Linked DNA regions of Homo sapiens: region 1 is linked to region 2. The links are chromatin loops, found by intact Hi-C in ENCODE. Cell type or tissue: sigmoid colon. All regions are shown on one strand. Each heading gives the region's core, and the rest is flanking DNA. Links, peaks and the distances in the headings are about the cores only.

What was found. Hi-C counts contacts between places; a loop is a spot of excess contacts. Peaks named below come from ENCODE experiments on the same cell type or tissue, not always from the same donor. Only the 100,000 strongest peaks of a DNase experiment are listed, where the experiment ranks them.
Region 1: a loop joins it to region 2, with 4 times the contacts of the local background. A loop is called at or near these places in 1 of 110 quality-filtered maps.

The regions. Positions count from the first base shown.
Region 1 is chr14:68,002,229-68,018,712 of GRCh38, forward strand. The region is part of intron 7 of RAD51B (RAD51 paralog B); the gene reads left to right. Among named protein-coding and RNA genes, the nearest start is that of RAD51B, 190 kb to the left of the region's middle. In sigmoid colon, for the core only: no CTCF peak of the experiment used is centred there; no DNase peak of the experiment used is centred there; H3K27ac peaks cover 246 bases.
Region 2 is chr14:68,187,737-68,204,220 of GRCh38, forward strand. The region is part of intron 7 of RAD51B (RAD51 paralog B); the gene reads left to right. Among named protein-coding and RNA genes, the nearest start is that of RAD51B, 380 kb to the left of the region's middle. RefSeq lists an enhancer at 4,156-4,450 and a silencer at 7,482-7,682. In sigmoid colon, for the core only: no CTCF peak of the experiment used is centred there; a DNase peak (open chromatin) is centred at 6,785; H3K27ac peaks cover 361 bases.

The DNA of each region.
Region 1 (16,484 bases), core at 7,361-12,360, 180 kb before region 2:
AATAGTCATTCTGACTGATGTGAGCCATTGTGGTTTTGATTTGCATTTCTCCAATGATCAATGATGTGGAGCTTTTTGTTATATATTTGTTAGCTGCATGTATATCTTCTTTTGAGAAGTGTCTGTTCATGTCCTTTGCCTACTTTTTAATGTTTTTTTTTCCTTGTAAATTTGTTTAAGTTCCTTGTAGATGCTGGATGTTAGACCTTTGTCAGACAGATATATTGCAAAAATTTTCTGCCATTCTGTTAGAAACTATAATCAGCTTGATGATAGTTTCTTTTGCTGTGCAGAAGCTCTTCAATTAGATCTCATTTGTCAAGTTTTGCTTTTGTTGCAATTGCTTTTGGCATCTTCATCATGAAATCTTTGCCTGTGCCTATCTGCTGAATGGTATTGCCAAGATTTTCTTCTTGGGTTTTTATAGTCAGGGTTTTACATTTAAGTCTTTAATTAATCTCGAGTTGATTTTTGTATATGGTGTAAGGAAGGAGTCCAGTTTCAATTTTCTGCATGTGGCTAGCCAGTTCTCCCAGCACCACCTATTAAATAGGGACTCCTTTTCCCATTGCTTGTTTTTGTCAGATTTCTTGAAGATCAGATGGTTATAGGTGTGTGGTCTTATTCCTGGGTTCTCTATTCTGTTCCATTGGTCTATATGTCTGTTCTTGTACCAGTACCATGCTGTTTTAGTTACTGTTGCCTTATAATATAGTTTGAAGTCAGGTAGTGTGATGTCTCTAGCTTTGTTCTTTTTGCTTAGGATTGTCTTGGGTATTCAGGCTCTTTTTTGGTTCCATATGAATTTTTAAATAGTGTTTTCTAATTCTGTGAAGGATGTCAATGGTAGTTTAACGGGAACAGCATTGAATCTGTAAATTGCTTTGGACAGTATGGTCATTTACATGATATTGATTCTTCCTATCCATGAGCATGGGATATGTTTCCATTTGTTTGTGTCATCTGTGATTTCTTTGAGCAGTGCTTTATAGTTCTCCTTGAAGAGGTCCTTCACTTCCCTTGTTAGCCTGGGTATTTTATTTTCTTTGTAGCAATTGTGAATGGGAGTTCATTCATGATTTGGCTCTTGGATTGCCTGTTTGTGTATAGGAATACTAGCAATTTTTGCACATTGATTTTTATATCCTGAGACTTTGCTGAAGTTGCTTATCAGCGTAAGAAGCTTTTGGGTTGAGAGGATGGTGTTTTCTAGGTATAGGATCATGCCATTTGCAAACAAAGATAGTTTGACTTCCTCTCTTCCTATTCGAATATCCTTTATTTCTTTCTCTTGCCTGTTTCCCTGGCCAGAACTTCCAGTACTACATTGAATAGGAAAGGTGAGAGAGGGCATCCTTGTCTTGTGGCAGTTTTCAAGGGGAATGCTTCCAGCTTTTGCCCATTCAGTATGATATTGGCTGTGGGTTTGTCATACATGGCTTTTATTATTTTGAGGTATGTTTCTTCAATACCTAGTTTATTGAGAGTTTAAACATGAAAGGATGTTGAATTTTATTGAAGGCCTTTTCTGCATCTGTTGAGATAATCGTGGTTTTTTTCTAGTTCTATTTATGTGATGAATTACATTTATTGATTTGCATATGTTGAACCAACTTTGCATCCCACGGATGAAGCCTACTTGATTGTGGTGGATAAACTTTTTGATGTGCTGCTGGATTGAGTTTGCCAGTAAAATTTTGTAATTTTTAATATCTACTAAGATAAATCATATGGCTTTTTTATCCCATTAATGTGGTAGATTATGTTAATGGCTTTTGTAGTGTTAAATCATCCTTGCATTGCCAAATAAACTATACTTAGTTATTTAAAAAGAATATATTGCTGTAATCCCAGCACTTTGGGAGGCCGAGGTGGGCGGATCACAAGGTCTGGAGATCAAGACCATCCTGGCTGACACGGTGAAACCCTGTCTCTACTAAAAATACAAAAAGAAATTAGCCAGGTGTGGTGGCGGGTGCCTGTAGTCCCAGCTACTCGGGACGCTGAGGCAGGAGAACGGCGTGAACCCGGGAGGTGGAGGTTGCAGTGAGCTGAGATCGCGCCACTGCACTCCAGCCTGGGCAACACAGCAAGACTCCGTCTCAAAAAAAAAAAAAAAAAAAAAAAGAATATATTGGTGGATTTTTTTGTTACTATTTTGTTTAAGAATTCCTTGTAGTTTTTGTTTGTAGTACCGATTTTTCTTTCTAGATTATAGAAGAAGCTCAGCAGCTTTCTTCATTTTCTATTCTCTGGAAAAATTTTTATAACATAGGATTTTCTCATCATGAAGATATGGTAAAACTTATTTCCACATCCTCCATACTTGATGGAGTTTCTAAGTAGGAGGGCTTTTAAAAATAATTTATAAATTGAAATATAATGTATTTATGGGAAAATTGCACAAATGATAAATGTAGCTGTAGCTCAATGAATTTTCACAAACTGAACAATCTCATGTAACCAGAATCCAGATGAAGAAACAAAAAATTACCAATGTCCCAGAAGCCCCCACTGTGTGCCCTTTCAGCCACTGCCTTTTCTGAGGGTGACCACCTACTCCAGTTTCTAAACTGTGTATTTTAGGGGGGTTTGGTTCGTTTTTGAACTGTATACAGATGAAATTATACAGAATGCTTTTTTTTTGGTATATGGCCTTTTTCACTCTGTAGTGTATTTGTGAGATTCATCATGTTGTATTGTGTAGTTGTGGTTCATTCTGTTTGCTGTGCAGTATACTATTTTGTGATTATTCATACAATAGAACATATTACATATTTATGTATCCATTCTACCATTCTACTGTGTGTGTGTGTGTTTTTTTTTTTTTTTTTTTTTTTTTTTGAGACAGTGTCTCTCTCTGTTGCCCAGGCTGGAGTGCAATGGCAGATCTCAGCTCACTGCAACCTCCGCATCCCACGTTCAAACAATTCTCCTGCCTCAGGCTCCTGGGCAGCTGGGATTACAGGTGCATGCCACCACGCCCAGCTAATTTTTGTATTTTTAATTGAGGTGGGGTTTCACCATGTTAGTCAGGCTGATCTCGAACTCCTGACTTCATGATCTGCCTGCCTCGACCTCCCAAAGTGCTGGGATTACAGGCGTGAGCCACCATGCCTGGCCCATTCTACTGATAATGGAGTTTTGCATGCCTTCTAGTTTTAGCCTAGTGTAAATAGGGCTGCTATGGACATTTTGGTGGACTTATTTGCACATTTCTTTCAACCTAGGAGTTGAATTATTGGGTCATCAGTTATGCATGTATTTAGCTTAGTGATGTTGCCAAACAGTTAAGTTGTTGAACTAATTTATATTCTTACCAGCAGTGTTGGAGTACTGGTTGCTGCACATTCTTGTTGGGCTTCGTATTTAACTACTATATTTTAGCTACTCTAGTGGGTATATTGAATAACATGTAGTATGCTGTTAACTTGCCTTTCTTTGATGATTAAGCACATTAAACACTTTTTTCATATACTTATTGGTTATTTGTATAATTTTGGTGAAGTGATGTATTGCTTCTCGACATGCTATAAAGAAATACCTAATACTGGGTAATTTATAAAGAAAAGAAGTTTAACTGGCTTATGGTTCCATAGGCTGTACAGGAAGCATAACGGCTTCTGGGGAGGCCTCAAGAAACTTTGAATCATGGCAAAAGACAAAGGGGAAGCAGGTGCATCTTACATGGCAGGTGGAAGAGAGAGAGGAGGGATGTGCTCTACACTTTTAGCAGGAGGAAGAGAGAGAGGAAGGAGGTGATAACACTTTTAAACAACCAGGTGTCGTGAGAACTCTATGAGGAGAACAGCACCAAAGTGATGGTGCTAAACCATTTATGAAGGATCCACCTCCATGATTCAAACACCTTCCACCAGGCCCCACCTCCAACATTGGGGATTATACTTGAACGTAAGATTTGGGTGGGACACAGATCCAAACCATACCAAGTGCCTACTCAAGTTTTTGTCCATTTGAGTTGTCTGCCTTTTTCTTAATGACATGCAGAAGTTCTTTATATATTATAAATACCAATTCTTTGTTGATTTTATGTACTACAACTAGCTTCTCTATGGGTATATTTTTATTAGTTACTCAGTTTTTAAATAGTTATCCAAACTTTCTATTTCCTTTTGAGATCTTTTTAATAACATTTTTCCAGAAAGTTGTTGATTTATCTTAATTTTTAAACCTACTGATAAAAAGTTGTTTAATCTATTTTTGGTATCCTTTCAATTATTCTAGAAAATTATTAGTTGCTATCGCTTTAAATATTGCATATACAAGTATATATGAGGATGTGTGTGTATTTTTAATATAACTGGTAGCATACTTTACATACTGTTTTGTACCTTATTTTCTTCACTTAATATTTCTTGGAAATCCTTGCATTTCATTATATAAGGAGTGCATCATTTAAAAAATACTTTCATAGTATTTAATAATATTATGTGATAATATATTTACCCAATTTTTTATTGATAGGAATTTGAATTACTGCTAGTCTTTTGCTGTACCAAGCAAAGCTGAAATTAGGATAAATACATAAAGTGGAATTTCTGGTCTTATAAACTCCTGGGCTGATGATAGAGTATTAACTTTTATGTTTATGTTCCATTTTTAATGTTTTAAGTCTTTTAGAAATTGAGATATAAATGACATGCAATAAAATTCACCATTTTAAAGTGTACAGTTCAGTGGTTTTTACTTTATTCATGGAGTTGTGCGATCACTACCAGTATATAACTCCAGAACATTTTCATCATCCCAGAAAAAACCCTTAGTAGTCACTCCAGATTCCTGCTTTCCCCCAGCTCCTGGCACCCTCTAATCTATTAGTTTTCTGTCACTGTGTATTCGTCTATTCTGGACCTTTCATATAAATATAGCTATACAAATGTGATCTTTTGTGCTTGGTTTCTTTTACTTAGTATAATGTTTTCAAGGCTCATCTATATTACAACATGTATTTATGCTTATTTTCTTTTATGTATGGTCAAATAATATTTCAGTGTATGGATATACCACATTTTATTTGATGGTTATTTGACTCAGTTTTACTTTTTGTCTATTATCAATAGTGCTGCTATGAATACTTGTATCTACGTTTTGTTTGGACATGTGCTTTTAATTCTCTTGACTCTATATCTGGGAGTAGAATTGCTGGGTTCTATAGTAATCCTATGTTTAACTATTTGAGGAACTGCCGAACTGTTTTTCTCAGTAGCTGCACCATTAGCACTGTGTGAGGTTCCAATTTCTTCACACTTTTATCAACGCTTTTTATTTTCCTTACAAATTAAAAAAAAAATTATACCTGCTATTCTAACGAGTATGAAGTGGTATATCATGGTTTTGATTTTCATTTTCCTAATGTCTAATGATGTTGAGCAGATTTTCATGTGCTGATTGGATATTTACATCTCTTCTTTGGCAAACTGTCTTTTCAGAGCCTTTGCCTCTTGTTTAATTGGGTAATTTGTCTTTTTATTGTTGAGTTGTAAGAGTTCTTTATAGAGATACTTATATTATGTGTGTTGATAAAGGGCAAATATCTCCATATGAAGTGTTCCTTTATGTTAATGAGAGTAAAAATGCTAACTTCCAAATAGAAAAATGGCCAAATAATACAAAAAGGAATTCACAGGGAAGAAAAACAAGTAGCTAATAGTAAAAAAATAAAGAAAAAGCAAATTACATTACTGAAATAAATGCAAATTGGAATGATGACTTTTTTGCGTATTATATTTTTAAAAATATGATTTTTTTTGTGGGTGAGTATGGGGTGAAACTCTCAGGTAACATAGGAAATGTAAATTGATTACCTTTGTAGAGGATATTTGGCAACATTATAAAATTATATAGAATATGTCTATATAATTTGAATCAGTAGTTTTACTTCTTGGAATTTTTTCTGAGAAAATAATCATTATTTTGCATATAGATTACATACAGTGATACTCATGCCAGTATCATCTTTAATGGCATAAATTTATAATCAGCAAGAGGATGGTTAATTACATATAGTACAATATTTTACCATTGTTAAAATTTATATTTTAAAATATAGACAAATTGATCTTCATATAATGTTAATGTTAAGTGAAAAGTAGTAAGATACAAAGCTGTGTAAAATGTATGATAACAATTCATAAAAAGCAACATTCACCCACACAAAAACCTCCACCACCACACACACACAGAAATAAGAGTGAAAATAAACATTCCATCATATTGACAGTGATTACCTTCGGGCGGTGTAATTAAGGTTGATATTTATTTTCTCCTTTATGTAGTTCTGAATTTCCCAGATTTTTAAGATTAAATATGTATTGCTCTCTAACTAGGGAAAGAAGTAAAATAATTATAAATAAGATAGATTAAATGGATTATTATGGTGCAGTGAGACCTTTTCCCATTGGCCCTGGGATTTTCTTCCTTTGGTTTATGAGTTTAAAGTGTTGACAGTTGTGAACTAGTTTGCTAAGTGATAGGAAGCAGTGTTGAAATGAAATACTTTAAATCCTGAAGATTTATGAGGAAGAAAATACTTGGGCAAATAGTGTCAATGAGTCCTGATACGTATTGCTAACTTGTCACTAGTTCACTTTACATCTGTGTAGTGATAACTTTGTTTTTTCCTCCCTCATTGATTATAGTCTCTCATCCCACCATTTGCCAAGGCCGTGTAAATAGTTTGCTGTCGTAGAGATACGCAGCAGGCCCATTTGAGTAGTTCTCTTTCACTCTGATCTCCTTAGAAACCTATCACTTTTACCTTTAAATGATACATTTTTAAAAAACTATTGTTGTTGTTGAATGGGATTTCCCTAAATAAGAAGAGCCATCTCCCTAGTTTCAGGATTGTGGCTTCTTTAATTGTAATGGAGTTTTAATATTATATCTACGGTGGAAATCAGAGTCAATTCAATCTTATTTTGCATCCCCTGTATGCTATCATACTGATTAGGGGTGTAACAAAGAATGGACTGTGATTTTTGCCATTTTGTGGTTTTCACTGGAGATTTTATAGTACAGAGGGAGAGAATGGCATAGTAAATAAAAGAATGAGCTTAGAAGTGAGACTTTGTGGGTTTAAATACCTGCTCTCTAATTTATCAGTTTGTATTTAACTTCTCAATATCCTTATCTGTAAAGTAGAAATAACAGCACTATCATTCATCACTTTCTATTTCCTTATCTTTTTGCCTTTTCTTCATGGAAGTTTTCACTTCCAAGACATTATGTTTTTCTTCATTTATTTACAGTAATGTAAAATCCTGGAATACATGTACCTTTTTGGTTCACTCATGTATTTTTAGTGTCTAGTGTAGGGTTTGCTACATAATAGCTCCTAATATTCGTTCCTTCTACTGGGAACTTCTTCCAACATGAATATCCATATAGCTTATCCCCATGCTTTATTTAGTTCCCTGCTCAAGCATCACCTCACTAGAGAGAACTTGCTAGACGACCTCTTCTATAAAATAGCACCCTTTAGTTTTCTCTATTTTTTCCTGCTTTATTTTTCTTCATAATACTTTACTGACTGCTAAGTAGTAACATCAATTTATTTTTATATTTTCGAGTGCCTTGCAAAAATTAGGGTCTTCATAAATGTTTGTTTAACTGAAATTAATTATCTTAGACTATTCTATCTTATTCTCATATGTAATAAATTACCAGCTTGTGACTGTTTATTTCTAGGCTCCTTCAACCTATTCATTTGTTTCTATGCTTATTTCCACTTCTTTTTTCACTACACTAATTCAGTTAACTGCCACCTGTTTTGTGAACAATTGAGTAGTTTCTCAATTTTGTTTTGTTTTCCTCCAGTTCCTCAACCTGCACAAAACATCTAGCTTACTGCTCTTCAAATATGCTATTATCATTTCATTCTTTTTCAATGGCTTCCCATAATCCATTGAATTAAATGATATTCAAATCTCTTTATATCTAATTGGAACCTACCTTTCCATAGCACTAAGGAGAGTTGTAAGGAGGTGAGTACTTGGTGTAAAAATTGCTTATAGATGTAGTTAGCTTGCTATGAGATTAAAATGATTTTTAAAGTACAGAGAAAAATAAGAAATAACTTTAATGCAAGTCAATATATAATCAACTGATTATACGTGATTTAGTCCACAGATTTATAGAAATTCAGATAAAAAGATCATTGAAACCTTGGCTCATCAGAGAGAGCTTCATTAGAAAAACTGATAGTTGTTTGGGGTCCTGTATCATTTATTCATTTTATTTATTCAGACCCAATTTCTCCCTGTTTTTCTAATACAAATATATAAGATTTTAGAGTAATGGATTCTGTTTTGTTAATATAAAAATATTTCTTGTGTCAGAAGAATTCAGATGCTTATAGATATTCTTGTAAAATGTTATTATTTTTAATGAGATTGGGTCTTATTCCATTACTTTGAAAATGTATACAACTGAGCTGTTTCTTCTGATCAGCTTATACTATGGACACTTAGTTTGAAGTCATATTGGAATAATTTGGAGAAAGGTAGAATTTAGTAGATATTACAGAATTTAGGTATCTATTGTAAAATTTAGGTTTTATATAGGGCATGACATTTTTTAAGCGAATTTATAATAAATAGGGCTTTTTCAATTATACAGTAATGTAGGTTCCAAAGTGCTATTTTGTGGGTTTTCTGTGTGTTTAGCTGTTTTGTCTGTACTTATATTTGTATTTGTATTGTACAAAGGATATAAGTTTCTTTGTAGTTTGGATAATCTTTTGGATGAAAGAAAGGTAGTGAGTCATACAAAATAGTGAAAAAAATCAGATATTTTGAAATAATACTTCTAATTTTCCAAGGATTTACCAAAATAGAGGATGTTAATTTTTAGTATGAATTTTTAATGATTGGATTGGTTTTCTGATGACTGTTTTAATTAGTTCTGCAGGGCATCCCATTTCTATCAACATAGTGTGTGCAACACCTTATTTACCAGTAATCAACTCATATCTACTCTCAGTCTGTAAAGAGGGGTGTATATGAACCTTTACTTGTTATTTTTTACTTACGTAAATTTATTTACTTTTACATTCCTGGTCAAAGTGAATAAACATTTTTTATACAGATGAGTTCATTTCCTCACTCCCATATCCATTCCAGTTTCTAAGAGCCTTCTGATTAACAGGCTCCCCAAAATTTTTCCCTTCCAATTTAAATTTAAGTAATTAGCTTTTTCCTAATTTGGAACCTTGGTTAGAAAACACATTTGTTTGATTTGTCATTAGTTTGGGCATCTTACTTCAAATGAGGTCATGTAGCTTTGAGTTTAGATGATCACAGAAGTGTTCACTGAGCAGCATCTTCGTAGCTTTGAGGAAACAGAAAAACAACTTTTTTCTACTTTGATTATGATTCTTTTTGACAGTTGCTTTAACTACAGTTAGGTACTGGCTGTACCAGTTCCAGTTTAAACAACTGGACTCTGAACCTGTTTTTGTTCTGATTAAGAAGTTTATTTATATGTTCAGGAATACAGCGGCACAACCTGTTAACAGCTGTAAATTTGCTTGATTAAGCTGTGTGTAGACAAATTTACTAGAGGGAACTGTTCCCTAAAAATTCCAGTTCACTTACATATGAAGTTAGTCTGGCTGTTTCTCACCAGTTTCCATCATTTCCTGCCAAGAATAATAAACATTTTCTTGCAAAGCATCGACACTAAAGGTTAGAAGTGTTCAGTGTTTTATCAATCACACTGGGCTGTCATGAATCTCAATAAACAAACACAGAGATATCTATGTGGATGCCTGGAGAAGCCGTTAGACCCTAGAAAAATAATTTCTTTCAGACAGTATCCTAGACCTTTTCAAAGTAGATAAATGTCAATTATGAAGAGACATTTATTGTAATGGAAATAATGGATTCTTCGGTCTAGATTTTCATTTACTGACCTAGTTCAGGGAAGCTTGTACTTTTAGTGGATAATAATAAGCTAGAGCAAGAAAGTGTGTTTTCTTAATTTCATATAACTGTAGATGCTATTATGAGTATTATAATAAAGATGGGTTTATTAATTTAAACTTATAGTATTAACATTTCTCTACCATGGTCTGTCAGGCAAACTGTGGCTCACGACTGGTGCACAGCGTGTTATTGTAGCACTCACAAGTTAAGAATGGGTTTATAGTTTTAAGTGATTGTAACAAACATAAAACAAAGAATTTTATATATATATATCTAGAGAGAGCGAGAGAGGAGAGAGAGCCCTCAAAGTCTAAAATATTTATTATCTGGCCCTTTAAGATAAAGTTTGCCAAACCCTGGTCTATATTAGTAGTAATAGTTTACTACCAGCATTCAAAACGTGCCAGCAACAAAGCAGGATGAAATTATAGTCTTAGTGTTAGGGTATTTTATTTCTTATTTAGTGTTAGGATATTTTATTTCTTATTTGCATGTGGTATATAAAATAAAAATATAACAGTATCCTTATAGGGTTATTGGGAGCATTAAATCATAACTTTTTGTGGTGCTTCTTACACATGGAGGACAATAACTGTTTTGTTAGCTGTTGCTGTTGTTATATGTCAGATGCCTGACAGTTGTTTCAACTTTGTTTTATGTGTGTATCTTCTGTTTATTCTCTGCTCTATTTGCATTATGTTTAATTTTGTAAGTCTTTTAAAAATCTTTTTGATTTTAGTTGCAATGCAAATTTTAAAAGTATAGCAGTTTTATTGTTCCCATTCCTGTGGCTGTGTAACAGATTACCCCACAACTTAGTGGCACAAAGCAATCAGTTATTATGCTCACAGATTCTGTGGGTCAGGAATTCGGACAGGGCACAGCAGGAATGGCTTCTCTTAGTTCCACAGTGTTTGAGGCTGGAACCTCAAAGGCTAGGCACTATAATCATTCATTCATTTATATGTCTGGCAGATGTCACTGGCTGTTGGCCCCAGTTCCTCTCCACATGGGTCTTTCCATGTGATGTCTCCAAATGAACTAGTTTGGGCTTCCTTAAGTAGAGTGTCTGGGTTCCTCAGAGCAAACATTTCAAAAAGAGAAAGATAGGCAGAAGCTATATCCTTCTTATGACAGAGCCTTGGAAGTCACAGAACATTATTTCTATTTTGCTCTGTTGGCCAGAATAATTAGAAATCCCCCTAGGTTCAAGAGGAGAGAAATAGACTCTACCATGTGATGGGTGGGGTTGGCAAGATTCTGGAAGAGCATGCTGGACCAGAAATACGGCTGAAGCCATTTTTGGAAATATGATCTGCCACAATGATATTACTTTATTTAATAATTGCTTATGTAGCATTTAATCTATATGCTAGGGACTACTGTAAATACTAAACAAATATTAATTCATTTAATCCATAACAGTCTTATTTTACAGATGAGGAAACTAAATCAGAATATTGTATTACGTAGAATATAACTTTCTCTGCTCTTGATGGACAACAAATAATTTACTATGATTTTAAAAACTTGTCTAGTATTATTTAAACATTAAATATTTTGGATGCAAATTTGCATTTCCTGCATGCATCATATTAGAATAGACTTGAGAGGTGCAGTTTCTATTAAGTAATGTCTTAAATAAGTACAAAGGTCAGGCATCCAGGAGCTCATCCTTCCATATTCTTAGAATTGGGATGTGATAAATAAGTCAGAATTTTTTCATGAAGCAGTGCCCAGATGAGTACATGTTATCAAATATTTTATTTGATAATAATGCAGGACTGACTGACCAAACTTGATTTATAAATTAGTTCCATGTCCTTTTATGAGAATAAATACAATATCTTGGTCTTGTTGTGATAATATTACCTAATGGCTATGTTTTCCTTCATTGGCATTGAAATCAGAACTGATTTTTGGTAAGGTTAGTAATTTGCGTTATTTTTAAATCTCCATTATTATGAAGATATTTTATCAGGGACAAAGATTGCCTTTTCTCTCTCCCTCTCCTTTTCTTTTCTTTCTTTTTTTTTTTTTTTCCCATTAACAGTTGATGGAGGAAGGTAACTTTGTATGAGTTATTGTTGGACATGCAAGCCCTGTTTTTTTACATTTGTTGATTCTGCTTTGGAGATTTATCAGTCTCTGAGCAAGTTGCTTTGAAGCATTTCAGTCTTCTTTGTCTCTCAGAACCCATTAGTGCTATCTTCAGGATGTGCCAGAGTGACTTTTACCCTGGTACATTTGTGACACAGTTACACCATATCTCCTACTCTCTACTCATCACTGTATAGCAAGTACAAGTTACCAGATAGAAGCATATTCTTGTTGGATTATCAAAACTCAGGTGGAGTGTTTAACATCTTTTTTGAATATTTAAATAGTGTTTTTCTTTCTAATTGGCAAATTTTGGGTATTCTTTAAAAACAATATTTGATTAGGAGATCATGGAGAAATTTGTATGGTCAAAACTTGCCAAATTTGAGACTCACTTATTTGTTTAAATTTAAGGATCAGTAAAAATAAATAAATAAATAAATAAATAAATGTAGGAATCTAAGATAGAGACCTGTACTATTCTGAATGTGAATGAACTGATTACATTGATTGGAATACGTAATTTAGGAGCATTCATTATTACTTTTTGACTTGGAAACAATATAAGAATGAATGCAAAAAAAAAAAAAAAAGGAGCATGTGGATTCATTGCTATCTTGTTTACTGCTCAGTCACTTATTTGAGAGTGCCAAACCCTACCCACTAGGGCCACCCGGGATGCTTTGTTTATTTGAGAGGGGGTGTGGAGGCATGGTGAAGGGCAGGAGCTCCAGAGTTAGGCTGACTGGGTTTTAAACCCAGCCCTCCTGCCATCTGTGCAATCTTGGTCCAGTTACTTAAAACACTCTGTGATTCAGTCTGCTTTTCTGTAAAATGGCTGAGTTTTCTCATTGGTAGAAATGGCATCTACTTCATGGTGTTGTAAACATTAAATGATTAAATATATGTAAAGTGCTTAGGATAGTGCTTAGCACATTATAAGCTCATAAATGTGCGCTCCTATTCATTAAATCATTCTTTCATTCACTTATTAAAAGCATGACATTTATTTAACACCTACTATGATGGGGATACAAAGGTGACTACTCAGGAGATATGAATATTATAATAGGGGGAGGCAGAGGTATATTATAGTCATTACAACATACGATGGTGTATTAGTCTGTTCTCATGTTGCTAATAAAGACATACCTAAGACTGGGTAATTTATAAAGGAAAGAGGTTTAATGGATTCACAGTTCCACATGGCTGGGAGGCTTCATAATCATGGTGGAAGGCGAAGGAGGAGCAAAGTCATGTCTTACATGGCCGCAGAGAAGAGGGCGCGTACAGAAGAACTGCCCTTTATAAAACCATCAGATTTCGGGAGACTTATTCACTATCATGAGAACAGCATGGGAAAAAACCTGTCCCCGTGATTCAATTACCTCCCACTGGGTCCCTCCCATGACACGTGGGGATTATGGGAGCTGCAATTCAAGATGAGATTTGGGTGGGGACACAGCCAAACCATATCAGGTGGAGAGTGATATAGGTTATAAAACAAATATGTCAAAGTGCCATGAAAAGAAGAGGACAAAATTTTTGATAGCCTTAAACAATCGTTTCACTTTTCTCTGACACCATTTATTCATTTATAAATGCCTTACCTTTTATGGAACTTTTACAGTTCTTCAGCAGGAAATAATCTCTCCTTTATTGGCATCCCTATATCATTTTGCCTTATGGCAATTATTATTTTCTATCTTTCTTTTGGCAGCTGTTGATAGTAATCATTTTGTATCTTGTTAAATCATTATTTGTTCCTATCTTGTCCATTTTACTTGAAGACAGTTCACAGTCACTCAACACAGTACTTATCAAAAATGCTTCAAAAATATTTACTGAGTGAGTCAGGTAACAAAACGATTAAAATGCTTAGCCATCAGCGTATGCCTCTATTTTTTAAGGGCTTTTTATAAGCAAATACGGGTAGAAAAACATTGGCAGTTTGAGAGTAAAATAAACATATATAACTCACCAACTGACTGATCAGGATAATTATCTGGGAGTCTCTGGGGGTAAAAAGCCCCCAGTTTGTTCCATTTTACAACTCCCACCATGGCCTCAGTCAGGCCACCAACATGATACAACTAGATGTGGAGTTTGGAAGGGTGTGCACTGGAACACCATCATATAGTAATCCTGCCAACTGGATACAATAGTGTAAGCAACCCCAAGAGCACAGATAATAGTAAAATGTCCAACATATTTAACAAATGAGGTGTTTTGAGTATTTATTATCTTTGTTTTAATATAATTTTTATTTATTGGTACATTTATAACATTTAGCTTTAAATGATGGCTGTGTTTAACAACTGGCTTAGAAAATTCCTGAAAATTTAGTAGTCAGCTCTTGTGAAAGAGTACAAGCCAACTCACATACACTTTTACCCAGGCTCTGCTGACTGTGTAACTTTTGCTAGTAATTTCACTCCTAGAATCTGTGCTAAGGAAATTATCTGTGAATTGGAAAAAGCACAAAGATGTTTATCATAGCATTAGTAGTAACAGCAAAAAGTTGGAAGCAACCTAATTGTTTAAAGTGAGCTGTGGTTAAGTAAATTCACTGGAATGTTTTCTGGAATTAAGTGACTTCTTTGAAGACTTTATAACAACAAGGGAAAATGCCATAAAGTTAAATGAAAAAGAAAAAAGAAAGAATGCTAAATATCTAATTTATATAGAATGATCAAAATTTAAAAATATAGACATATGCTAATGGAAGAAGGAAATGTCAGTGTTTGGAGCTAATAAGGACATGGCTTTTTTTCTTTAACCCTTTCTTCATTTTCCAAATTTCTAATAATGAGTATATTTTATAATTATAATGAAAAGATATATCATTTTTGTCACAAAACCAAATTCTAATTTATAGCTCTAGTTTTTTGTTGAATTACAAGGCATTATCAAAATAAATCTTTTTTATTTTATTTTTTTTGAGATGGAATCTCATTCTGTTACCCAGGCTGGAATGCAGTGGAGTGATCTCAGCTCACTGCATCCTCCACCTCCTAGGTTCAAGTTATTCTTCTGCCTCAGCCTCCTGACTAGCTGGAACTACAGGCACGTGCCACCATACCCGGCTAAATTTTTGTATTTTAGTAGAGACAAGGTTTCACCGTGTTGCCTAGGGTGGTCTTGAACTCCGGAGCTCAGGCAGCCTGCCCACCTTGGCCTCCCAAAGTGCTAGGATTACAGGCGTGAGCCACCACACCCAGCCTATCTTTTTTATCTTAGAAATTTAATATTTTCCTCTAACAACCAATAGAGCATATACCAATTGAATTTGTTTTTTAGAGATCAATGCTGAGTTCATTTTGCCCCTAGATTTTATTTACAGTCTATCATAGATTTTCATGGAGGATTTTAAAGTTTGAATTTTTCAAAAGTATCCTACATTACAAAATAAATTTTAGGCCAGGCATGGTGGCTCATGCCTGTAATCTCAGCACTTTGGGAGGCCAAGGCAGGCAGATCACGAGGTCAAGAGATTGAGACCATCCTGGCCAACTTGGTGAAACCCCATCTCTACTAAAAATATAAAAATTAGCTGAGTGTGGTGGCACGCACCTGTAGTCCCAGCTACTCGGGACGCTGAGGCAGGAGAATGACTTGAACCCGGGAGGCGGAGATTGCAGTGAGCTGAGATCGTGTCACTGTACTCCAGCCTAGTGACAGAGCAAGACTCCGTCTCGAATAAATAAATAAATAAATAAATAAATAAATTTTAACTGCAGAATTACCTATTTAAAAAGCTGCTTAGTAGTTAAGTAGCTGATTGTCCCTTTAAAACAATTGATAGTTATATTGTTCTAAAATTGAGTCTGGGTCTGTGTGTCCCACATTCGTGTCTAAGCTATGCATTGTTAAAATTTTATTTGACCATTTATAGCTTGTCTCACTTTGTGAAGGAATTTTTCAGACCTTTTCAAAATACATTTAAATATAAGCAGATAATCTAATTTTACACACTTCCTGTCCCCTTTTTAATCAGTAATTGGTTAACTTCAATAGACAATTTAGACAAGCTAAGCTTCTGTGTAATTTTTCTCCCTAAAGATTAAGATTTGATGAAATAAATAATCTGTAGCGTACCTTGTAGAAGGAAAATGCTTTCCTAATTACTTTTTAAAGGTACTAATTTAAATGTCACAGCAAGTTCTGTTAAGGTTTTACTTCTATTTTAAGGTTGTAATATCTGTTACCACTCTATTTACTTGGTGTGGGCGAGTTTCAACAAGGATTAGATTTTTTAAATTAATTCTCTATATTTTTATGGGGGAGAAATTGAAGCATTCCATTATATTGTAGGAATTCCCGGAACTTCTTAGTATTCCTTTTCTACCTTGTTAAACCATTAATTTGTTTCTATCTTATTCATTTTACTTGAAGACTTAAACATTTCTGTATCACTGACAGCCACTCAAACAGTACTCA
Region 2 (16,484 bases), core at 3,855-8,854:
GAATGTGTTTATATATTATATACTGTTTTGCATCTTTTTCTCTTAATACATTTTGGACATATTTTTATTTTATTTGTTTATTTTTCTTTGTTTTTTGAGGTGAAGTCTTGCTCTGTCACCCAGGCTGGAGTGCAGTGGCGCAATCTCGGCTCACTGCAACCTCCACCTCCTGGGTCAAAGCTATTCTCCTGCCTCAGCCTCCTGAGTAGTTGGTATTACAGGTGCACGCCACGATGGCCAGCTAATTTTTGTATTTTTAGTAGAGATGGGGTTTCACCATGTTAACCAAGCTGGTCTTGAACTCCTGACCTCAAGTCATCCACCCGCCTCAGCCTCCCAAAGTGCTGGGATTACAGGCCTGAGCCACCACTCCCGGCCTGGACATATTTTATAAAACCCTTTGTAATACCAGTTGTCTTAATTTTTCATATTCTTTCAGAGTCATTTAGTCCGTGATTTCAGTGGTACATGTCTTACAAAGTTAAAAAGGAGAGCTGGATAGTGATTTCTTTTTTTTTTTCTTTGTTGTTCTTCTTTTTTCTTTTTCCTTCTTCCCTTCTTCCTTTTTTTCTTCCTCCTCCTCCCTCCATTACCTCCTCCCTTCTGTCCCTCCTCCCCCCTCCTCCTTTCTCCCCTTCTCTCCTTGTTTTTCCCTCCTCCCCCTTCCCTTTCTCCCATCTTTCTTCTTTCTCCTCTTCTTTCTTCTTCTTTTAGGTAAGAAAGAGTTTTTTGGAATGATCTTTCAGAAGCAGTTGCTATAGGCAACAATATTAGGTTTGTCTATGGCTCTACTTTTGTATTAGCCAATCCATTACTTGTGATTGTTGTGTTGATAATGGGAATCGTGAATTGATTACTTCATCAAAGCAATTTTTTCCACACTGACATTCTTTCTAGCAATGAACTTGTGAAATCAAATGGAATTTAGAGGTGATGCTCCTCTGTTTTGGAAAGGTGGAATGAGTTATCCACCTAGAAACAAATCTGATCTAGTCACTCTCCTATTTAGAGACTTCTTTTGACTTCTTCTCTAAAGAATAGAATCCAAATTTATTCTCTTAGTTTGTAAGATTTTCTTGGGTCACCTCTCTAGCCATGTATGTGCTTCAGACACACTGATTTCTTGCTGTTCCTCATCCTTGTGTTTTGCATCGACTTTTCTTCCACTAGGATGCTTTTTGCCAGCTTCTCTGCTTGGTGAAACTCGTATGTTTATAGCTCTTTGATAAGGCTTTGCTCCTCCCCCTAGGCACAACTCCTCCTCCTTGTTCTCTACTTCTATTGTAGTGGTTCTGCTGCTATAGTTTAACTTACCTTACCAGTCCTAATCTTTCTTTTAATTTTTTATTGTGTAATTTATTGCTGCATATGTATTATATTTTACAATAATTAATATTATATATTTGTTACTATATAATTTACATATCGTAAAGTACACAAATCATAAGTATACAGTTGATGTATTTGCCAGGTCTGAATTTGTACCTGGGCTGTGAGCCTTCAGAGGGTAGGAACAATATTTTAGTCATTCTTATATCACCAGAGGTACTCAATAAGTACTTGAATATGAGCGACCACTACATAATTTCCTCAGTTCATCTAGTGTCTATTTCTTTATGGAAAGGGGACATTAACAAGTATTTTTTTGTAGATGTTTCAAACCAAGTAATATTTGTTTACTGTCTTGCTACTAATCTCAAAAGTTGAGAGATTCAACCTAAAATATTGATTTCCTAGTGGCAATTATAGATCAGTGACTAAAAACAAATTTCATCCATTTTTCTACTCACTTGATAATGTTTTATTAGAAACTATAAATCTTAAGACTTGAGGTATTAAACAGCAGAGAGATATGGTTAGGATCAAACTTCCTTTTCCTCACTATTTATTCCTTATAGAAAAAAAGCAACTACCCCTTCCCTTAAATTTATTATTATTATTATTATTTGTGATGGAGTTTCACTCTGTCACCCAGGCTGGAATGTTGTGGCATGATCTCGGCTCACTACAACCTCTGCCTCAGGGTTCAAGCAATTCTCCTGTCTCAGCCTCCTGAGTAACTGGGATTACAGGCACCCACCACCATGCCCGACTAATTTTTGTATTTTTAGTAGAGATTAGATTTCACGATGTTGATCAGGCTGGCCTTGAACTCCTGGCCTCAGATGATCCACCTGCCTTAGCCTCCCAAAGTGCTGGGATTACAGGCATGAGCCACTGCACCTGGCCTCCCTTAAATTTAAATTCCCTTAAATATTCCTTTTGAAAGATGCTTTTTACCATTGCTAAAGAAGTGGAATGATTTCAAATTAATTTCAAAATAATTTCAAATTAATTTCAAAATTCTCCCACTAAAAGTTGCTGACATATTAAAGGAAATGATATTTATGCATGTTTTCTAAAAGCTAGATGTAGAAAACTTGCTCGGAGTAATTTGATTCAACAAAAGAGTTTAGTAGTTTCCTTGAAAGATAATCCTGAAATCAATACCTTTAATTTACATTAGGCACTCAAAGAAAATAAACACATTTCCCTACTTAAAAGGCTGGTCCAGGTACTTTTTTTGTGCTAGAAAATCAAGGCTGAAATATCTTTACTTTGTATTGATTCAGATTTTAAATTGTTCTTTGAAAAGTATATATGGAAACAGATTTTTAAAAATGTATAAATAGATAAACATGTATAAGCAGAGTTTTAAATGTATAGAAAAACAGATTTAAAAAACATGTCCACCAAATGGACATCTTTTCCTACTATATTCAGTAACCTAAATGACCCTATCCCTTCTCAGCTTATCTTAATTTTAGTATACAGTTGCCCTTCTTCCATTAATTAATCAATAAGCTCATTCATTCACATAATCAGTCATTGTTGATGCCTGTTATATCCAAGGCACTCTATATTCTATATGCTTTATATTCTATGTACTCTATATTCTGGAGACATCAAGATGAAAAGTTCAGATTAAAATTTTCCTGACTCCATTTTTAAAAAGTTAGTTTTTACTTTTATGGTTAATTGTCTTAATTTAACAAGTGTCCATTTAGGATGTAATCTGTGCTCAGTACTGTTGTACATCATGATCTATATTCTCTCTAGAAGCTAGCATTTTATCCCATTGATTTAAATAATGTCTAATGAATTTTAAGTTCTTCATGTGGTTAGTGTTTTACATTTTATGAGTAATAATGAAATGGAAGATTCAAGCAAACTCCATTTTCCTGAGAAATATGCATCTCTTTATTTCCCAATGTTAATTATCTAAATGCTGTTAGTTAATGCTATATTACTACAAGCTTTTTTTTAAAAAAAGAGACAATATCCTTTCTTAAAAGAATGTTATAAATATAAAAAAGTACTTGTGTTAAATAAATGTTATTGTTCATTTTTAGAGAAATCGAGTGTTTTCTTGGCAGAGATGGGAGAAGAAATGTAATTGCTTAAATAATTAAGTATTCATGCTTGGAAACCCAACTTCTGTTGCAGGGTTAACATATGAACTGGTGATTAACTGACAAAAATTAAGCATATGTGTTTGGATCATGGTTTCTGTGGAGGCCATAGATTTGCTTTATGGAAACTTGAGCTTCTGTATAACAGAGTTTGAAACCATTACATGATCAGGTCATTTAGTAGGACAACCCAATAAAAGGTAACTTGAGGCCCCATGATAAGAAAGTGTCTAAGAACTAAGTGATATGGTTACTTACCAATTAAAATGAGAAAAGTCATACTCTTTTAGTTTTCATCTGTTATGGTCATGGGGAAAATATTTCTTTGAATTCGGTCCTGAACCCATCTGAGACTTGGGGAACATTAGCAGCTTCTCAGTGCATACTTTCTAGGGAAGGAGATAATGGAAGACCCTTTCTTCCTGTCTTCTGTGGTCTCTCTTGGGAGCCCAGGTCTTACTCAGAATAGGTTCTCATACTTAGAGGAAACTCAGATTGCTTTGGTCTTAGCCTGTAAATCAAAGGGTGAAGACTTTTTCTGTTTTCCTTAAGAGAGTTCTGCCCTCAGTAGAGGGCAGAGAAAGAATATGTGTCATTAATCACTTGAGAATTGTTTACAACTATAATCTAGAGAGCACTTACTTGCCCATGGCAGGCAGTAAAGTTACCTTGGTTGTGTAAGAATAACCTGAGTGGTTTACTCAGACTGTTCACAAATGTTTGGACATCATTCAAGGGCTGTCCAAGTCTGACTAGTTAGCTTTATGATATACTCAGATACACTCAGATTCACCTTTATACCATCCAATCACATTTAAAGGAGGGTGTTTCCTGAAATTGCAACATTACTGACTTCCCAGCCATGTGACATAGCTTTTCAGACTCTAAGTTAAATTTTAACCCAGACATCTCTCTTCAATTCAGGTCACCTACAGGCCAGACAAAGCCAAGGTCATGTATTGAGTGAATATAAGGAGTTTTGTTGGTTCTAATAACTGTAATGTTATTCACTGGTTGAAATACTATACCATGGTTAATCATAAGTTGCAGCTGTTGTGTCCTTTTATTTATGAGCCCTTAATCAAGAGGACACAGCAAGAGCCACTGTTTGAAAGGAGCCTTTCATGAGGTCTTCTCTTTGGGTGCTCCTTCTTGTTTCATTGTGAAAAGAAGAGAAGTTTATATTGCCTTGCAAAAGTTATTAAATAGTATATGTTGGCTTCTCTGAAAACAGATTTTTCTATTCCAAATTTGAAAGATCAAATTATAATCTTTATATTTCAGCTGATGATAATAGAAACACTAAGCCTGTGCTCTCCAAACAATGTCTTTTAATTGGTGCCAAGTTTGATTGAATCTCAATATCAGCCATCAGAAGTTATATGTTGGCTCTCTGAAAACAGACTTTCCTATCCAGAATTCAGGTTTTCTATTTGTGACAATATGTCTCTGCTGATGTTAAGGTAAACAGACCAGAGCTCTTTGTGCAGCCCTTTTTACTGGTCCTGAACCTGATGAATGAGATTTTAAATGTAAGTCAATCTCTCTCTCCTTTTTTAACTTTTTGGTTTTAAATCCTCCCTTATTTTATGAGAATTCATCTTATGAGTTACCCTTGTTAAAATATTGGCATATCCAGGAGTTTGAATAGGGTCATTTTCTGAATGGATTTTGGAATAATTACGTAAATTGATTTTTCTGATCAAGGAATTTAGTGATAGGTTATATTTTCAAATGTGTTGATTGTCAGCTTCATCCTAAATTGCAATGTAACACAAAAGCTGGTACACAGCTCTTTTCTTTGAGACACTCAAAATGTTTCCAAACTTTAAATTCATACTTTTTACTGATAACATTTTTGTGGATCTCATTCAGGTAAACTTTTCTTCTTCACTTGTTGATCCCGCGTGACCCCTCCAGCCACACAGGTTTCATGTGCTTCCCTGAATACAGCATGCACTTAGCACCCTTTATAGCCTGGATAGTGTTGTTACCCCAGACTAGAATTCTTTCCTCATCTCCATTACAATACTTGACATCCTTCAAGACAACACTCAAATGCTACTTATATCATTAAATTTCCTCCCTGATTTCTACTTGGACTTAAATGTTGCTCTTTGTACCACTTTATTTGACCTGTTGCTGAAGCACTTAGTTCACTGTACCTTGTATTTTAATTGATTTTGTACATGTTTTTTCCCTCAACAAGAAGCAAACTTATTGAGGTCTGGGACCATATCTTCAAGCAGCCTCCAGATAATTGGCTTGGCACAAAATTGCATGCATCTCTTGTTTTCTCATAACTGGATGGAAACAATGATATTTAGATTTATCAGAACTGCTACAGAGGGCTAAAGGGATGCAAAAACACTTGGTAAAATTCAAAATTCTCTTTAAAGTAGTCAGTATTGTTCTCAAAACAATTACATCAAACTTTTAGTGACTGAAGTGTTGTAATAATTTGTGATTTTCAAAGATACTCAAAATTTAAGGTGAACAGTGAGCCAGAACACAAGATGATATACCTAATCTCATTCACCAGTCTGTTTTGACCAAGTCAAGTTGAGGCAAGAATGCTGGGAACAAGCTTTTCTGATTGAATGTGTTAATTTAGCCCGCCTTCAAACTTCTTAACCAATGGCTTCCACTCTACCACCTTTCAACGCTTTTTTTTCTGTAAGATGGCATGTTATCTGTTAGAAATAATGGGGATCACATTCATTATACCAGCAGTAGTCTCTCTGTGATCACACTCATTAGACTGTTTACTACCACGAATTCTGGGAGAAATGGCCTGGGACATTAAAAGAAACAAACAAGCTAAGAGGGCTGTCTAGGACCAATGACAGTTATTGGATTTGTTTTAAGAATTAAGCTTATGAGTTACACTTTTTTCCTTTGCAGCATAGATGAAAATCATCACTTGAGGAACATTTCAACATCATAGTTGCAAGTATAACTTACACAATGGAAAATGTTTTTCATTTTGAGAAGAGGCAATTGCTATTTTGTAATGGAACGCAAGGACTACTGGAGATAAAACTTGCATGCAAGACCAGTACAGCTTGATGAAGGGAGCAGAGTCTAGTTTAACCTCTAAATTAGGAGATGTTTGTTTTAATTTTACTGCTATTCCAGGCAAGAAATATTAAGTGTCTGCTGTGTTCAGGACTGCTAAACATTATGGACAATACAGTAATAGTAGAAGACATGGTGTCTGCCCTTGAGGGAGTGAAAATTGAATAGACAACTCTTAACTATCAGGATCAACAAAAAAATGGTGTTAGTTAGGGAGTAATAAAAGTGCCACACGGCTAACTACAAACCAGAAGGCCAGGGACGGATTACTGTGAACTCAGCTGCTGTGTAGCTTTGAGTTTCTTGAATATTGTCCATGACCCATTTATTTTGTTTTAAATAGAGAATTATATCTGCCCTCTACCAAATACACAGGAATAATCTGAGTAATGTTTATAACTGTGATCTGAGAACTTTTTGAGTCTTTTGCAAATCTGTAAACACAGAGTGAGAATGAGATATGACAGTGTGGTAAAAGAGGACTTTTGAGATTTATTAATATTTAGAAGTACAAGGGGGAAGAATACTTTTATAGTATGATTATAATGTTAAAGATATTCTTCCTTTAGTTTTATAAAATGTGGCTTTTGATCAGTAAGTGGCAACTTAGAAGAAAAGTCTATCCTAAGTTGATTTGCTATTCCTTGACCTTAAGAACTATAGAACACTTTATTTTCTCCTAAGACCACTTTTTTGTTTTTATTTTACTCCATTCATTAATTCATTCAGCACATAATAACGAAGTATGTACTTGGTGGCAAGCACTGTGGTAGGACCTGGGGATATGAAGTTGAAGAAGACCTGGGCCATATCTCTAAAAACCTTGTGAGGGGAAACCAAGGGGGAAAAAGTTTCTACTATTTTAAATAATTAGAATAGATTTTATTTTATAGTTAAATTTGAAGAAAACTACAATTTTAGTTAGATTTACTATGCCATCTTTACTCATTTGTTCACTCCCATTCGTTCATTTTTCAAGTTAATGGGTGCTGGAAACCTGAGTCATCCTTGACATGTCCCTTTCATTTGCCCTCCAAATGCAAACAACCACCTGTTGTTTCAGTCCTTTCAAATGCCTGCCTCCAGAATGAGCATTAAATCTGTCAACATATTTACCATCTCAGCTTCTCCAGTCACCTCCTAACTGCTCTCCCAGTTTCCACTCTTACTTACCTCTAATTAACAGCTTTCAGACTTTTTTGAGGATGACCTACAATTAAAAAATACATCCATGATACTCCCAGTACACATACTTGTGTTGCTATGTATCTATAAGTAAATCCAAAATCAAAGATTAACAGAATAATACGTATCTTTTCTCAGTATCATGCATTTTGATATTTTTAAAAATTATATTCCTGGCCGGGCATGGTAGCTTACACCTGTAATCCCAGCACTTTGGGAGGCTGAGGCAGGTGGATCACCTGAGGTCAGGAGTTCGAGACCAGCCTGACCAGCAGGGAGAAAACCTGTCCCTACTAAAAATACAAAATTAGCCAGGCATGGTGGCACATGCCTGTAAACCCAGCTACTTGGGAGGCTGAGGCAGGAGAATCCCTTGAACCCAGGAGGCAGAGGTTGTGGTGAGCCGAGATCACACCATTGCACTCCAGCCTGGGCCACAAGAGCAGAGCTCTGTTTCAAAAAAAAAAAAAAAAACAACAATTAGGGGCCAGGTGCAATGGCTCATGCCTGTAATCCCAGCACTTTGGGTGGATCACGAGGTCAGGAGTTCAAGACCATCCTGGCTGACAAGGTGAAACACTCTCTACTAAAAATACAAAAAGATTAGCTGGGCGTGGTGGCAGGCGCCTGTAGTCCCAGCTACTTGGGAGGCTGAGGCAGGAGAATCGCTTGGAGCTTGCAGTAAGCAGAGATTGCGCCACTGCACTCCAGCCTGGGCGACAGAGTGAGACTCCATCTCAAAAAAAAAAAAAAAAATTATATTCCTTTGTCGCTTTCTTGCTGGGCATGATTAATTAAATTCACTTTATGATCCATTAATGATGTGAAATTTACTGTTCTAATACTTTTAAACACAGGTTGTTTAAAGCCAGGGTGATAGGTTTATATTATTTCCCTGCTTAAAATGTTTCATTGGCTTCTGGTTGTACTTTTAGAATTCAACGTAGAAATCATTGTATGGCCTACAAAGTCCTGCATGGTCCCACTCTGCCTCCTCCTCACTCTTTCCTACTTCTCCACATCTTCACACAGGTTCTTTCCTCTCCATGGAATAATAGTCTTCCTTCCCCAATCTTCACCTTGCCAATTGCTATTATTCTATGGGTCTCTGTGTAAAAATCACTCCTTTAAGAAAATTAGATCTCCCCTTATAATTCCTCTTCCTCCTCTTTTTATTCACTGTATTTATTATAATTGTATAATTATATATTTATTTGTATGACTTTTTTATTTAATATTAGTGGCCCACACTAGATTACAGGTTCCCCAATATCTAAGACCAGATCTGTTTTGTTTATTGCTATATCTACAATACCTGGTATAGTCCTAGCATAATCAGCAAATATTCTTGGTATGAACTTTGGATCAAATGCTATGCTTGCCCCACAAAGGTGAATAAAACATAGACTTTATTCTCAAGGAGTTCTACTCTTTTGACATGGAGTATACTTTGTTTGAAGACAGGTATCTAAAAGACAAAACAGGTTAATAAACATCTTAGAAAGGGTATTAGAATGCTGGAAATCCTATAAACAATGGCTTCTTTAGTTTAAGACTCTAACTGGAGGGAAGTTTTCCTTATTTACTCATGATACTAACTCAAGGAAATGCAATGATTTTTTTTAAAGGAAGCAGAGATATTATTCTTTTATTGAGGTAAAATTTCTAGAGATTGAAATGCACAGATCTTAAGTGGACAATTCAATGAGCTTTGAAAAAAATATTTTCTTGTGTTCCCTTCCAGTCAATCTCAAGCCTCCTTAGGCAATCACTCTTCTGATTTCTATCACTACAGATTAGTTTTTCCTGTGCTTGAAACTCACATACGTAGAAATCAAGCACTGATATCTGGCTTCTTTCAGACGGCCTTTCTTTTTAGATTTATCCATGTTTTGTGTGTATTTTTTGTTAATTCCTTTTTTAGTAATGAGTAGTATGCCATTGTAAAAATATAAGACAATTACTTTTTAGCCATTCTTTTAGGGATAGATATGTGGGTAATTTTCACTTTAGGGTTATTATGAATAATGCCATTATGAATATGCTTATACAAGTTCTGTTTTTGAAATTGGTGGGTCAGAGGATAGACGAATGTTTAACTCTAAAATAAAGTGCCAAACTGTTTCCAAAGTAGGTTATACAAATTTTCCATTACCAACAGAAATATAAAATAATTATGTTTGTTCTACAGTTTCACTAAGAGCTTTTTTCTTTAATTTTAGACATTCCAGTAAGCTTGAAACAGTCTTGCACTGTAATTTTAATTTTGATTTCACTGATGACTAATGATATTGAATACCTTTTCATGTGCTTATTAAGCACTCACATATTCTTTTGTGAAGTGTTTCTTCAATCTTTTGATCAGTTTTATTGGCTGTTTGTCTTTTTATTGTTGGTTTTGGAAGTTTTTAAAAATATATTCTGAATATAAGTCCTTTTTCAGATATATGTACTATAACTATGTCCTCGCAGTCCGTGGCTTGTCATTTTACCTTCTTACTGGTGTCTTTATTGAGCAAGTTTTAATTAAAATGGTTAGTTCTTTTTATAGCCTTTTAAAGAAATCTTTGTCAACCTCATGGTTGCAGCAATCTTCTTCTACACCTTTTTCTAGAAGCTTTATTGTTTCATCTCTTATGTTTATGATCAATCCTGAATTAATCTCTATGTGTGTCATGAGGTAGCTATCAAGGTTCATTTTTTTCCCATATATTTTTCCAGCGTTCTCTAGCTATCTTTTGAAGGGTTTTCTCTTTTTATTAAATTATCTTGGAGCCTTTGTAAAAATTATCAATTTACTGCATATGCTTTACTCTAACTGGACTCTCCATTTCGTTCCACAGCAGGATTTGCTATCTTTACACCACTCCTATGTTGCTTAGGCTCTGAGGCTTTATACTAAGTCTTAATATCAGGTAGTGCGAGTTCTCTGACTTTGTGAGTTTTTTAAAAAATCAATTTTTTTGGTATAAATATTTTGCACTTCATATAAATTTTAGATTCAGCCTGAAAATTTTGAGAAAAAACTATTAAGTTTTCACTGGGATTGTAATGAATCTGTGTTGAACTCAGGGTGAATTGACATCTTTAATAATATGGAATTTTCCATGACCATGATCATGTTTTCTCTCCCAATTGATTAGGTCTCCTTTAATTTCACTCAGAAATATCTTATGGTTCTCAGTGCAGAGGATTGTGATGGTATTTTGAATGACTATGAATAAATTTTTGGCTGATATATTAAGTCAATAATAGATACCTTTGATTTTTATTATTATTTCTATATTATTATGCAGTTCTCAGCCTTGAAGTTTGAAAGACTTTAATAAGACATTGACACCAGTCTCCCACTTAATGCTGGAATGCTCAATTACAAATCCCTGGCAAATGTTCATTAGACTTTGAACTCTTCCAATGCTGGAGAAATAACTGTTACACAAAACACCCTATTCCATTTGGGGACAGTTTGAATTGTTGGAAACGTTCTTTTTATATTGAGCTAGTTTTCTGCCTGTTGTCTGCCCTTTGGAGTCATGGAGATGAGTTTGCCCTCTCTCCTACAGAGTACCCTCCAGCTATTCGTAGATAGCTAATCTGCCCAATGAATTCTTTTTTCTTGTTGAAACAATTCTAGTTTCTCTACTTATTCCTCGCATGACATGATTTTTGTATCTTTTCTCTTTCTCTGACTCTTTTGACATGCTCCAGTTTTCTGTATTTTCTTTAACTTTTGGCATCCAGAATAGAAGCAACACTCCAACTGTGTCCAGACCAGTGCAGAGCACAGAAAGACTATTTTTTTTCCTTACTCTGAACACTATACTTCTGCTAATCTGGCCTTAAATATCATCAGGGTTTTCAGCAGCCAAGTCACACTGTTGGCTCATGTAATGTTCACTGTCAGCTAAAACCCCTAGATCTTTTTCACATGAACTCTTATTCAGACTGCTCATTCTTTCATCCTGAACTTAGGCCTGTAATAGTTTTCTTTCTTGTGTTCATGTAATAGAGTTTACATTTATTCCCATTCAGTCTCAGAACTTCAGACCAATCTTCTAGTCAGTCTTTTGTGGAGTCTATAGGCTTGACAAAAGAAAAAACTCAGACTCCAGTGAATACCACAAACAGTTATTTGCTTTAGGTTCAGGAAATGAAAATGTGCTGGTTTTAAGTTTCTGAAGTTGCCTCCCTCCTTCATCTCATTCCGTCCTCCCCCTTCAGTTCTTTGGTCCGAGACCCAATAGAGGATGTCTACAGCCACTCTCCCTCTAGGGAGGGCCTGGGTCTCATCTTCCACCCACTGCCATTCAATAATAGCTTGGGTCTGTCTTGGCTAAGCCAAGGGAACATCCAGCTTCACTGAGAAAACCTTTGCTGCATGGTGATACGCCACCTACTTGCACTGTAGCGTTGTCTGGCAGGTTTGGCCCATTGTCTCCCAGAGGAAACAGAAAACAACTCCCCAGCAACCCGCCAATCTCTTTTGTCCCCACAGTCGAGCTCTGGAAAATATCTGAATGCCACAGAAGTGGGAGTACCCTTTGATGTTTATATTGGCTGGCTCCTTTTCCTTTTTGCTTTTTCTTTTTTTCATTTAATAATCAGGGTAGTAGAAAATGCGGAGAATTAACCGCATGACAGCAGCAGAGGAATTCATTAGAGAAACAGAGATGAATTCTGCTCAGATTTCAGGCTCTCAGGCAGAAGACACAAAGGAGTAATCGTCTTCTAGTTTTTTTTAATCATTTCTTTTGTGGCACCTTCCTTGTCCATGAAGGCAATCTCAGCGTCTGGCATGGGGGAGCCCAAGAACATAGGCAGTGCAAATGGTGGCTTTGATTTGGGGATTATTACAGCAATATTAACCACTTCCTTCTTACCTCTCTTTGAAAAGATGGAGCTTGTCATTCTTGGAGAAGGCAGTGAACAGTGCTATGTTATTGCTTTTATTTAAAGTATTACCCACTAAAACTTCATTTTAAAATTGGGAAAAATGTGCATAACATTTTACTATGGAAAATTCTTGAACAGAGCAAAAAATGCTGAGGAATATAATTTTGCAAATGTGTTCTCTTCTAACTTAATATCCTCAGAGACCCTTCCTTTTATGAGCCTCAAAGACAGCTTTAGTGATGGCTTACACAAAACTAAGTAAATTTACGCATACAATTTTACTTGAAGGAAGTTGGTAAAATAAATCAATAATTTTTTTTTCTTCTTGAGACAGAGTGTCACTCTGTCACCCAGGCTGGAGTGCAGTGGTGTGATCACGGCTCACTGTAGCCTCAACCTTGCAGGTTCAAGTGATCCTCCCACCTCAGCCTCCCAAGTAACTGGGATCACAGGCATGTGCCACTATGCCTAGCTAATTTTTTTTTTTATTTTTAGTAGAGATGAGGTCTCGCTATGTTGCCCAGGCCGGTCTCAAACTCCTGGACTCGAGCAATCCTCCCGCCTTGGTCTCCCAAAGTGGGATTACAGGTGTAAGCTACCATGCCCATCCACATGGTTTTTTCTATAATTGTACAAAGGCAGCAGCTGGATCCCCAGAAGCTACTGGTAATACTAAGATTTCCCTCCCAAAGTCGAAAGTAGTCCTGATTGCTTTGCTTAAGTAGTAGAGTTTCATTACTATTTTAATTCCTCATGAATTTTTTAAAAAATACAAATCATATTCGGAGTTTCATATTGAAATTATTTAAGAGAAAATTTTTTTCTCAAGTACTGTTACACACTTTAAAAGCGTGTATGTAATTTATTGATTTTATAAATATAAATGATTTGCATCTTATGAGAGCAAGTTCTATAAAGCTCTTTCTTGGTTACAATTTTTAGCATGGTTTTATTTTTAAGTAAACATATCTACCTGAAAGCAATGAAAAGAACAGTTTTGAATCTTAGTGATATTTCTGGAAAGAGAACTCATTAACCTGAAGTACTCATGCATATAATTAATTTAAAAACCATTTGGTTTTAACCTTAAGCTAATCCAATCAACTTGTGCTTTCATCAAACATTTAAGGCCTAACAGGGACAGGTCTGGTATCACAAAAACTTTCCCAGGGAATACTCTTCTTATGGCTCATCTTAGGACATAGGCTGTAGAACTATGTCCTAGAACCAGACCATTAGCAAGTAAGTCACCTTTTCATACCATGTTTCTCCTACCTGTCAAGCGAAGATGCAGGCACTTGCCACCTGTCAATGGGAGAAAATACTGTATATCAATCTTTTTTATATCAGTGATAAGGAGGAAGGATAGTGATGACTGTGGCCTGTAGAGGGTATAGGGAAGGCTCTGTGGAAGAGGAGAGATTTAAATAAGGCTTACAAGAATATGTAGGATGTTAGTCAATGACCGTTTTTTGAGAATATTGATAAAAAGGCATTTAAGATATGTTGCCTGCTTCTGATTTGGATTGGCATAGAAAAGGCATGAAGACAACATCAGAAAGGGAGTAAAAGCACAGGTGTGTCAAAGCACATGCAGGCATATCTTGGAGATATTGAGGGATTGGTTCCAGACCACCACAATAAAGTGAATATGGAGAAAAACTGAATATTGTAATAAAGGTACTCACACAATTTTTTTGGTTTCCTAGTGCATATCAAAGTTATGTTAATGCTATACTGTAGACTCTTAAGTGTACAGTACCATTATGTCTAAAAAACCAATGTATATACTTTAATTAAAAATAATTTATTGCTAAAAAATGCTAATAATCATCTGAGCCTTCAGTGAGTTGTAATCTTTTTGCTGGTGGAGTGTTTTGCCTGGATGTTAGTGGCTGCTCTCTGATCACGGTGGTGGTTACTGAAGGTTGGGGTGGATGTGCCACTTTCTCAAAACAAGTCAACAGTGAAGTTTACTGCATTAATAGACTCTTCCTTTCATGAAATATTGCTCTATAGCATGTCATAATGTTTGATAACACTTAACCCATAGTAGAACTTTAAAAATTTGAGTCAGTCCTCTCAAACCCTGCTGTTGCCTTATCAACTACGTTTATATAATATTCTGAATCCTTTGTTGTCATTTCAATGATGTTCACAGCACCTTCACCAGGAGTAGATCCCATCTCAAGAAACTACTTTCTTTGTTCATTCATATGAAGCAACGTCTTTTTTTTTTTTTTTTTTTTTTTTTTGAGACGGAGTTTTGCTCTTGTTGCCCAGGCTGGAGTGCAATGGTGTGATCTTGGTTCACCGCAGCCTCTGCTTCCCGGGTTAAAGCGATTCTCCTGCCTCAGCCTCCTCAGTAGCTGGGATTACAGGTGTGTGCCTCCACACCTGGCTAATTTTGTATTTTTAGTAGAGACGGGGTTTCTCCATGTTGGTCAGGCTGGTCTCGAACTCCCAACCTCAGGTGATCTGCCCACCTCAGCCTCACAAAGTGCTGGGATTACAAGCATGAGCCACTGCGCCCAGGCATGAATCAACTTCTCATCAGATTTTATCATGAGATTGCAGCAATTCAGTCACAGCTTCAGGCTCTACTTCTAATTCTAGTTCTTTTACTATTTCCTTCACATCTGCAGTGACTTCATCCAGTCTTAAACCCCTCAGAGTCATCCCTGAGGGTTGGAATCAGTTTCTTTAAAACTCCTGTTTATGCTGATATTTTGACCTCCTCCCATGAATCATGAATGTTCTTAATGGCACCTAGAATTGTGAATCTTTTCCAGAACGTTCCCAATTTATATATTTTGTGAAGATCCATCAGGGGAATCACTATCTGTGGCAGCTATAACCTTACAAAAATTTATTTCTTAAATATTAAGACTTGAATGTTGAAATTATTCCTCGACACATGGGATACAGAATCAGGCATGAAAACAACCTTAATCTTATGTATCTCCATCAGAGCTCTTGGGTGACTAGGAACATTGTCAATGAGCAGTACTATTTTGAAAGAAATCTTTTTCTCTGAGCAGTAGGTCTCAACAGTGTGTTTAAAATATTCATTAAGACATACTGTAAACAGATGTGCTGCCATCCAGACTTTGTCGTTCCACTTCTAGAGCACAGGCAAAGTAGCTTTTGCATAAATCTTAGGGACTCTGGGTTTTCAGAATGGTAAATGATCATTGGCTTCAAGTTAGAGTCATCAGCTGCATTAGCCCCTACCGAGAGAGTCAGCCTGTCTTTTGAAGCTCTGAAGCTAGGCATTGACTTCTGCTCTTGAGCTTTGACAGTCTGAGATGGCACCTTCTTCCAATATGAGGCTATTTTGTCTACATGAAAAATCTGTTGTTTAGTTGAGTCGCCTTCATCAATGATCTTAGCTAGATCTTCTGGATAAATTTCTGCAACTTCTACATCAGCACTTGCTGCTTCACTTTGTATTTGTATGTTACAGAGGTGGCCTCTTTCCTTAAACAACTCATGAAGCAACCCCTGCTAACTTCCAACTTTTCTTCTGCAGCTTTCTGATCTCTTTCAGCCTTTGTAGAATTGAAGAGTTAAGCCCTTGCTCTGGATTAGACTTTGGCTTAAGGGAATGTTGTGGCTGGTTTGGTCTTCTAGCTAAACTACTAAAATTCTCCCTATGAGCAATAAGGTTGTTTTGCCTTCTTATCATTCATGTGTTCATTGGAGTAGCACTTCTAATTTCCTTCATGAACTTTTGCTTTGCATTCATAACTTGGCCAACTGTTTGGCACAAGAGGCCTAGCTTCCTGCCTGATTCAGCTTTTGACTTTCCCTCACTAAGCTAAATTATCTCTAACTTTTGATTTAAAATGAGAGAAGTGTGATTCTTTCTTTCAC